2 separate regions of the Homo sapiens genome follow, and region 1 is linked to region 2. A link is an interaction called in ENCODE POLR2A ChIA-PET data of the cell type or tissue named here. Cell type or tissue: CD4-positive, alpha-beta T cell. All regions are shown on one strand.

Evidence for each region. ChIA-PET counts read pairs that join two places held together with the same protein. Peaks named below come from ENCODE experiments on the same cell type or tissue, not always from the same donor. Only the 100,000 strongest peaks of a DNase experiment are listed, where the experiment ranks them.
Region 1: POLR2A ChIA-PET joins it to region 2 with 13 read pairs; 11 of 35 experiments call an interaction of 5 or more read pairs at or near these places.

What each region holds. Positions count from the first base shown.
Region 1 is chr12:51,366,239-51,371,238 of GRCh38, reverse strand. The region is part of intron 4 of GALNT6 (polypeptide N-acetylgalactosaminyltransferase 6); the gene reads left to right. Among named protein-coding and RNA genes, the nearest start is that of CELA1, 22 kb to the right of the region's middle. RefSeq lists an enhancer at 1,764-1,913. In CD4-positive, alpha-beta T cell, no CTCF peak of the experiment used is centred here; a DNase peak (open chromatin) is centred at 2,148; H3K4me3 peaks cover 780 bases; H3K27ac peaks cover 427 bases.
Region 2 is chr12:51,316,309-51,321,308 of GRCh38, reverse strand. All of the region lies in intron 1 of BIN2 (bridging integrator 2), which reads left to right. Among named protein-coding and RNA genes, the nearest start is that of BIN2, 5.4 kb to the left of the region's middle. RefSeq lists a silencer at 370-664 and enhancers at 1,915-2,084, 2,365-2,424. In CD4-positive, alpha-beta T cell, no CTCF peak of the experiment used is centred here; a DNase peak (open chromatin) is centred at 2,268; H3K4me3 peaks cover 2,441 bases; H3K27ac peaks cover 3,688 bases.

The DNA of each region.
Region 1 (5,000 bases), 50 kb before region 2:
GGTGGTGGGCACCTGTAATCCCAGCTACTCAGGAGGCTGAGGCAGAAGAATTGCTTGAACCCCGGAGGCGGAGGTTGCAGTGAGCTGAGATCACACCATTGCACTCCAGCCTGGGCGACAAGAGCAAAACTCCATCTCAAATAATAATAATAATAATAATAATAATAATAATAATAATAATAATTTTTTAAAAGGCTAGCGGGACCAAATTGTGAGACCTCCGTAAGCCACCGACAGTGTTTGGATTTTTCATGTGTGTATGTAGTAAAAGGCACGACATAAAACGTATCATCTTCACGGTTTCAGTCCACAGTTTATTGATTTTAAATGCATTCACATTATTGTGCAACCATCTCCGGAACTTTTTTTTTTCCCTTTTTTAATAAGATGGGGTCTCACCATGTTGACCAGGCTGGTCTGGAACTCCCAGCCTCCCAAAGTGCTAGGATTACATGCGTGAGTCACCACAACCAGCCAATAACTTATTTTTTGTCATCCCAAACTGAAATTCTGTACCTATTAAACATGAATTCTCCACGCTGTCCTCCCCACAACCCCTGGCAACCACCCTTCTACTTTCTGTCTCTATGAATTTGATTATCATAAGTGGAATCATACAGTATTTGTCCTTTTGTGACTGGCTTATTTCACTTAGCATAATGCCTTCAAGATTCATCCATGTTGTAACATTTGTCAGAATTTACTTTATTTTTTTTGAGATGGAGTTCGTTCTTGTTGCCCATTGGCGCAATCTTGGCTCACCGCAACCTCCACCTCCTGGGTTCAAGTGATTCTCCTGCCTCGGCCTCCCGAGTAGTTGGGATTACAGGCACGTGCTGGCTAATTCTGAATTTTTAGTAGAGACAGGGTTTCTCCGTGTTGGTCAGGCTGGTCTCGAACTCCTGACCTCAGGTGATCCACCCACCTTGGCCTCCCAAAGTGCTGAGATTACAGGCGTGAGCCACCAAACCCGGCCCAGAATTTACTTTTTAAGGCTGAATACTATTCTATTGTATGTATACACCACATTTTGTTTGTCCGTTCATTCGCTGATGGACACTGAGGCTGTTTCTGCCTTTGGCTATCGTGACTAATGCTGCTGTGAACATTGGTGTGCAAATATCCAAGTCTCTGCTTTCAGCTCTTCAGGGTATATGCCCAAAAGTGGAATTGCTGGATCATATGGTAATTCTGTCTTTAGTTTTTTTTAAGGAACCATCATACCTTTCCATAAGGAAACACCATGGATTTGTTTTTAAATACAATTTGAAGCCGCTGTAGTGACATGATCTGATTTATGATTTTTAGAGAGAATTTTACTTCTCACAGTAGCTGCCGTGTCAAGAATAGATTGAGGAGAGTGGTATAGAAGGCAGAAAAGCAGTGACTGTGGGGATGAGAGAGAGAGCTGGCAGTACCTGCAGATGTGCTGATTGTGGAAGGGGACAGCAGGGGGGATTCTAGCATGACTTCCAGGTTAGAGCAGCTGGAGGGATGCTGGCACCGTGTACTGACGTGAGGGAGACTGGGGGGCAGATTTGCAGGGGAAATTCAGAGCCTGTTTTGGGCATATGTTGAATTTTCCATTTTGTTCCACATCCAAGTGAAGATGGCAAGGTCAGGAAGGAATCCCTGGGAGCCATCTGCATGATACTTCAGATCATGGAACTGAGTGCGGTGTCTGTGTTGGCATCCCAGGGGTCTTGTGGACTTGAGTTGTGAGGAGTGAAGCTGGTTGGGGTGGTGGGGTGTTGAACCTAAGTTGGAAGGCTGTCACGGCGGGGACATGAGTGTGTGGCTGGGCTCACCGGTACAGCTATGCTCAGCTCCAGTCTCCTCAGTTCTGGGTCTGTCCAGTAGGTCTGGGGGTGGAACAGGTGGAGTATCACGAGGGGCATTGCTTAGGGGAGTTGTCTCCCCAGAAGGGCTTGAGGCCAGAGGCTGGAAGCCTCTCAGGCTGAGAATCCCTGGGTCTGGCCTCACCAGACTGGAAGGAAGGCGTGGGAGAAGGGCTTTGTAGTGCTCGGGGCCCCCCCTGAGGTTCACAGCTCAGTGCTTCACTGTCTCTCACCACAAAACCCACTTCCTATGATGTTTTGTCCGTGGGTTATCTCCACTACCGTGAACTTCCTGTGCGCAGAGCTGGGCAAGCTCTCGGGGAAACACAGCAGCCATGCTGAGGAGCCTGGGCTTCCTCCCTCCTTCCTGTCAGGGCCAGCACCCGGGGCTGCAGGTGCACTATGAGTCTCAAAGGGCAGGACCCAGACCAGGCCCCTCCCTTCCCAGAACAGCATCTGGCACCTGGCAGCACATTGACAGACATTTGTGGAGTGAGTGCTGGGCTGAGGCTGCTGCATGAGGCTGATTTTGATTCCTGAGGTCCTGGCCCCCAGAGATAAGAGGCCTCATTCCTGGAGTTAAGTAAGATACAGCCCCCTCCTCAGATGACTGCCTGAAGAATCCATTCATAAATGAGCGCCATGTCATAATCACCTCACCTGTCTGTCCAGTAGGATTGAAGAAGGAAAAAGTGGGCGGGGCGTAGTGGCTCACGCCTGTAATTCCAACTCTTTGGGAGGCCGAGGCGGGCAGATCACTTGAGGTCAGGAATTCGAGACCAGCCTGGCCAACATGGTGAAGCCCCATCTTCACAAAAAATACAAAAAATTAGCGGGGCGTGGTGGCAGGTGCCAATAATCTCAGCTACTTGGGAGGCTGAAGCAGGATAATTGCTTGAACCCAGGAGGTGGAGGTTGTGGTGAGTCGAGATTGCACCACTGCACTCCAGCCTGGGCGACAGAGTAAGACTCTGTCTCCAAAAAAAAGAAGAAAAAAAAAAAAAACATGGAAAAAAAAAGAAGGAAAAAGCTGAAATTCCAAATTATAGAGACTTTCCTTCTCCTAGGCGCCACTCTCCAGGACAGTGACTAAAGAACAGCTTCAACAAACCCCTTTCTCTCCCTTTCCCTCCCGGGATCTCACACACAGGGAAATGGCAAGGCCTTGGGTGACTGCGAGAGGAAGCAGAGACCACCTTGAAACTCGGGTGCATTAAGTCCTTGGCCTTCTCATCTTAATCTGCTCCAGAATAAAAAAATTTAAAAAAAAAAGTCCGTGGCCTCACTGGTGGTCAAGAGACCACCTTGAAACTCAGGTGCATTAAGTCCTTGGCCTTCTGATCTTAATCTGCTCCAGAATTAAAAAATTAAAAAAAAAAAAAATTCCATGGCCTCACTTCCCCTGGAGGGAGAAGGTGGGGAGTCCTCACATGCAGACTGGCTAGGATCCTGCTGCTGCCCTTTGTGCTTCTGCCACCCTGGGCTAGTCACTTTGAGTCTTACTTTCCCCATCTATAAACACTGGGGACAATACTCCCTGTTTCATAGAGTTGTTAACTATCATAGAGAAGATTAAATAAAGAAGTCACCATGAAGACACCTACCTCACCCACACCGGCACACACTCCAGCTCAGTGCTGGGTTATTGTGTGCGTGCATTTGTGGGAGATCAATTGCATGCAACCCCCTAAGCTGCTTAATTTCAGGACCTGCCGTTTGTAGAATGCTGCATTCAGAGCAAGGCCCAAGCTCTGGGCTGATCCCACAGTCCAAAAGGAAAAGGACACACAATTGTCACATCTGTCCCCCACATCTGAAACTGCAGGCAACTCCATTCTGCACAGAACAGAACCGTGGCAGAGATAAACCAAAATGGCAGTTAGTAAAACATAGTAAGGTTTGGAATTCGGTATGTTTCAAGATGGACTGCTTCAGAATAGAGCTATTCTTCGTTTGTTTTTTGTTTTGAGACAAGTCTTGCTATGTCACTCAGGTTGGAGTGCAGTGGCATGATCTCAGCTCACTGCAACCTCCACCTCCTGGGTTCAAGCAGTTCTCCTGCCTCAGCCTCCCGAGTAGCTGGGTTTACAGGTGTGCGCCACCACACCTGGCTAATTTTTGTTTGTTTGTTTTTGGTTTTTTTGAGACGGAGTTTCGCTCTTGTTGCCCAGGCTGGAGTGCAATGGTGCAATCTCGGCTCACTGCAACCTCTGCCTCCCAAGTTCAAACGATTCACCTGCCTCAGCCTCCCGAGTAGCTGGGATTACAAGCATGCGTGCCCAGCTAATTTTGTATTTTCAGTAGAGACAGGGTTTCTCCATGTTGGTCAGGCTGGTCTCGAACTCCCAACCTCAGGTGATCCACCTGCCTCCGCCTCCCAAAGTACTGGGATTACAGCCATGAGCCAGCGCGTCTGGCCTAATTTTTGTATTTTTAATAGTGGCAGGGTCTCACCATGTTGGCCAGGCTGGTCTCAAATTCCTTGGCTCAAGTGATCCATCTGCCTTGGCCTCCCAAAGTGCTGGGATTACAGGAGTGAGCCACCGTGCCCAGCCAGAATAGAGCTATTGTTAATGCTCTGAGGATTTCAGACTAAATTACAGGGCCATGAACTAAAACTCTTCTTTGAAAGGAGCTGGAGGTCTCAGTAGAGACATCTTCCCTTCAAAAAGCTTTCCCCGCTCCTCAAATCCAGGAGATTTGGCCCTTCTTTGGGACCCACACCCCAGCACTACCTCTGTTAGATCATGGATCACCTGCCCTGGAATTGCCTGTTTCCTGGTCAGCCTTGCTTCTGGGTGGTTTGTTCCTTAGGACAAATGGTCAAGCCGGCTGGGCTCGCCACTGTGCCTGGTCCGTGGTAGGTGCTTGGTGCAAGTATTTTCTTAATATAATTAAAAAGCTGCTGGGCATGTTTTCACCTTAAAGAATTCTATCTGCAGAGGAGGTTACAAAGGGGATTAGAGTCAGATGTCCTGCTGCTGATCCAGCAAGCAAGGAGTCACCATTTGTGTATGCCCACCCATCGACGTTACCGTGAAGAGCCTGGGAGACAGGGAATCCTAGACACTGGAAAACAACCGTGCAATGGAGCTGTGGAATTGCAGCTCTGGAAGATGGTGGCTGAGAGGGTGGAGAAACTGAGGGAGGCATCTGAGAGCC
Region 2 (5,000 bases):
GTTTTAGAAATAAGGAAACAAGGCTCAAAAGAGATTGGTAGGTAGCAGAAATATTACTGAAACCCAGGTGTCCTGCCTCTGAATCCTAACCTCACTCAGGCTGCTGCTTTACAACGTTCCTGATAAGCCACTCTCACATCTGTGCCTCCCCCACTTCCTGCTGATCCTCTCTCAGGAACAGAGCTCAGAAGTAGAAACACTTTTTGTTCAGGCATCCTCTGAAAAGCTGGGAGTGGAGGTCTGGTGACCATTAAACACAATAGGGATGAAACATTCTTGGTCTGTTTTCCATTTCCCGCCCAAACTCAACATGGGACTGAATTTAAGCTGGCTTTAGAGTGTGTGTGTGTGTGTTTGTGTGTGTGTGTGTGTTTTTAGTATGATACATCTTCTCATTTCCAACTATAGTACTGCTTTCACCATCTGTTTGTGATTTCTCTGTGGCAAACCTCTCAGATCCCCCTGAGAAGGGGCGTTGTTTACCACTCCTTTGTTGGTCTTCTCCTCTGTTGACATCTACTCAGCTTAAATCCCAGAGGGTTAAATTCCACAAATATTTACAGAAAAACTCCTTTGTTCAGGGTACTGGGCTGGACCCAGCAGGGAATTTAGGGGTAAGAGACATTCTTGCTTTGCCAAAAGCTTAAGATCTAGTTAAAAAAAAAAAAAAAAAAGAATAATGATAATAAAATAACTGACCTGAGAGATGCAGGTCTATTCAGAGGACAAAAGGATTGGGGAGAATCGAGAGGTTTTATAGTGGAGGCTGAATTTGAAATAGGAATTATGGGAGATTAGTAGTTTTTCAGACACGTGATCAGAGAGCATTCTAGCTGAGAAGTGCCAGCATAAGCAAGGCATGGAGACTGGAGTGAGAACTACAGCTCAGCTGGAGCACAGGGAGTGGTCAGAGCAAAGGCTGGAAAAAGTATATTAGGACCTTTTAAGGAAAGCTTACTTTATCATATATCCTAAAAATAAAGATTTCCGGCCAAGCGCCATGGCTCATGCCTGTAATCCCAACACTTTGGGAGGGCGAGGTGGGTAGATCACCTGAGGTCAGGAGTTCGAGACCAGGCTGGCCAATGTGGCGAAATCCCAGGAGTTCGAGACCAGGCTGGCCAATGTGGCGAAATCCCATCTCTACCAAAAAATACAAAAATTAGCCTAGTGGTGCACACCTGTAGTCCTGGCTGCTTGGAGGCTGAGGCAGGAGAATCGCTTGAATCTGGGAGGTGGAGGTTGCAGTGAGCTGAGATTGTGCCACTGCACTCCAGCCTGGGCAATAGAGCTAGACTCTGTCTCGAAAGTAAGAAAGAAAGAGAGGGAGAAAAGGAAGGAAGGAAGGAAAGAGAAAGATTTCCTACATAACCACAAAAATTTACTGCACCTAAGAAAAAATTTTAGCAAAATTTTATAATATCAAATATCCAGGCCCTATGCAAATTACCCCAATTGAGGGAATTAACTAAAATATAATAAATGATTATGGGAGAGGCAATGGTAGGGAACTATAGCCACCAAAGATATATGTAGTAATTTTTTTTAAAGCTCTATTTCCACCCCAACCCTGATCTACAGAAAAGTTATAAATAATCAATGAACACTGGAATATTTTTCATGCAGATTCACCAAGTGTTAACGTTTTGCCACATTTACTTTTTTGCCTTGCTCTTGCTCTTTCTCCTTAAATATCTATATTCTAATTTAGCTGCCAGGCCAGATAAATTGGGACAGAATTCTCAAAGCAGGATTTTAGGGATTAGCATTATATGGGTTTTCATTAGGAAGTGATCCAAAAGTAGAATTTATTCATTGTTTCAACAAACATCTGTTTAGCATCTGTACACCCTGTTCCCTCAAGGGTCTTTCGTTGGGAAGAACACCCATGACACAGTATAAGTGCCCTAACATGTACCTGTTGCTTATGGCAACAAATTACTTTGGCTCCAGAGTACTGGGGTATGTTTCAGGGTGGTAACACCTTTTCACTTTCAGAGTTGGAGGGTGAGGAAGTTTCTCTCAGTACCCCCCAACCCCCGACCCCACACTCTCCAAGCCTTTTGGCCTTGAGCCTTTTGGGGATTGGGGAGATTGGTCTGCCCCAGTCATCCCTTACACTGACTCTAGACTGAGTTTTCTCTTTTCTGTTTTTTCTGTCCTCTCCACCTAAGAAGAACCAAATTAGGGACAAAGGAAGGGAGGGGTAGCAGAAAGGAAGTTAAGAGCTGCACTTACCACTAACAAGGTGGTTTTGCAACTTTCTGGTAGAGAACAGTGTTTTGTTAGCTGAGAAGGGTGGAGCCAGGGAGGATGGCAGACTGCACATCCAGGGCTGGGTGGCAAGTGAGGTGCAGTTAGAGACGGACAAAAACAGATATGGCCAAACCAAACAGATATGGCCAAACCAAAAATATAAGCATTTACAGGCAAGGGAGCAAAACTAAACATAATGACAGTGAGTACCTATTGAGTGCTCTTTGTAGGGCAGCTCTGAGAAAGCAATTTACATGCAAAATATCATTTAATCCTCCTGACAACTCAAGGAGATAAATATTATCTAATGGGGGAAAGGGAGTTCTGTAAACCGAGGCTCAAAAGTTTTAATGACTTGCCTGAAGACTTACAGTCAGTAAGTAGAAAGGCCAAGATAGGAGCCCATATCTGTCTAACTCCAGAATGCTTGATCTTATCCACTACAGCAAGAGCTCCAGGAATGAGACACACCCCCGGATTAAGAATGGAGATACTGGTGGCCCAGTGGCTCACGCCTATAATTCCAACACTGGGAGGCTGAGGTGGGCAGATCACCTGAGGTCAGGAATTCAAGACCAGCCTGGCCAACATGGCGAAACCCTGTCTCTACTAAAAATACAAAAATTCGCCAGGCGTGGTGGTGGGCACCTGTAATCCCAGCTACTTGGGAGGCTGAGGCAGAAGAATGGCTTGAGCCGGTGAGGCAGAGGTTGCAGTGAGCTGAGATGGCATCACTGCACTCCAGCCTGGGCGACAGAGCAAGACTTGTCTCAAAAAAAAAAAAAAAAAAGAATGGAGATATGAATCAGAGTCTCTCCACAGAACCTGCCACACTCCCCAGATCTGGGCACTCTTGCATGGCATTCAAAGCCCTTCACAATGAAACTCCAGTCTCCCTTTCTAGCTTCATTCCCCACCACTCCCCATAACAGCCATGCTGAACCAGCTAGTGAAGCTGTGTACTCCTATGATTTTCCTGATGCTGTTGTCTCTAACTGGAATCCTCTTTCTGCTGTCACCCTTTATACTCTATTTCTTTTTTCTTTTTCTTTTTCTTTTTTTCTTGAGACGGAGTCTTGCTCTTTTGCCTAGGCCGGACTGCGGTGGCGCTATCTCGGGTCACTGCAAGCTCCGCCTCCCGGGTTCATGCCATTCTCCTGCCTCAGCCTCCTGAGTAGCTGGGATTACAGGCACCCACCACCACGCCTGGCTAATTTTTTGTGTTTTTAGTAGAGACGGGGTTTCATCGTGTTAGCCAAGATGGTCTCGATCTCCTGACCTCGTGATCCACCCGCCTCTGCCTCCCAAAGTGCTGGGATTACAGGCGTGAGCCACCGCTCCCGGCCTTTTTTTTCTTTTTTAATTTAATTTAATTTAATTTTTTGTTTTGTTTTTTGAGACAGAGTTTCGCTCTGTTGCCCAGGCTGGAGTGCAATGGCGCAATCTTGGCTCACTGCAACCCTTTAACCGATTCTCCTGCGTCAGCCTCCCAAGTAGCTGGGATTGCAGGCGTGCACCACCACACCCAGCTAATTTTTTTTGTATTTAGTAGAGATGGGGTTTCACCATGTTGGTCAGGCTGGTCTCAAACTCCTGACCTCAGATGATCCACCCGCCTTGGCCTCCAAAAGTGTTGGGATTATAGGCGTGAGCCACTGCGCCTAGCCCCTATACTCTATTTCAGTCTAGAAAATCCTACTCCAAGGCTCCACTCATTCAGTCCTATATCCTCTCCTAGATCAGTCTTACTCTCCTTCCTGTTACAATTATTAAATATCTAGTTCCTGGATACTGAGAAATCCAAATGAACAAAGCAAGTACCTAAACCTTAAGGAGCCTATAGTTTAGGAGAATAAACAAATAGAAATAATAAAACAGGCCGGGCACAGTGGCTCACACCTGTAATCCCAGCACTTTGGGAGGCTGAGGCGGGCGGATCACCTGAGGTCGGGAATTCGAGAGCAGCCTGACCAACATGGAGAAACCCTATCTCTACTAAAAATACAAAATTAGCCAGGCGTGGTGGCACATGCCTGTAATCCCAGCTACTCAGGAGGCTGGGGCAGAAGAATTGCTTGAACCTAGGAGGCGGAAGTTGTGGTGAGCTGAGATCACGCCATTGTACTCCAGCCTGGGCAACAAGAGCGAAACTCTGTCTCAAAATAATAATAATAATAATAGTAGTAGTAGTAATAAAACAACAATTGGACTGTATACAAGATACAGAAGTTGCAAGCACTTGGAAGGGAGTGAATAATCGATCAATGGGATGAAGTGGATGTGGTTAAGTATCACAAAAGATACGGAGTTGAACTGGGTTTTGTAAGATACTTGCCTGGCAGACAAGGTGAGGAAAGGCATTCTAGAAAGAGGGACCAGCATCTATGACAAGCAACAGTGTGGGTTATTTGGGAAACTAAAAAAGTGTTAGGAAAGGAGACCTGCAGAGAGGAGGAGTATGAGAAGTGAAGCTTAATGTAGCCTTGGGACCTGCATGCATGCTAGAATTTGAACTATTACTTAAAGATACATATTGGACTTTTTTTTTCTCTTTTTTTTGAGACAATTTCCCTCTGTCACCCAGGCTGGAGTGCAGTGACACAATCTTGGCTCACTGCAACCTCTGCCTCACAGGCTCAAGTGATTCTCATGCCTCAGCCTCCCAAGTAGCTGGGATTACATGCGTCTGCCACCACTCCCGGCTAATTTTTTTTTTTTTTTTTTGTATTTTTAGTAGAGACGGG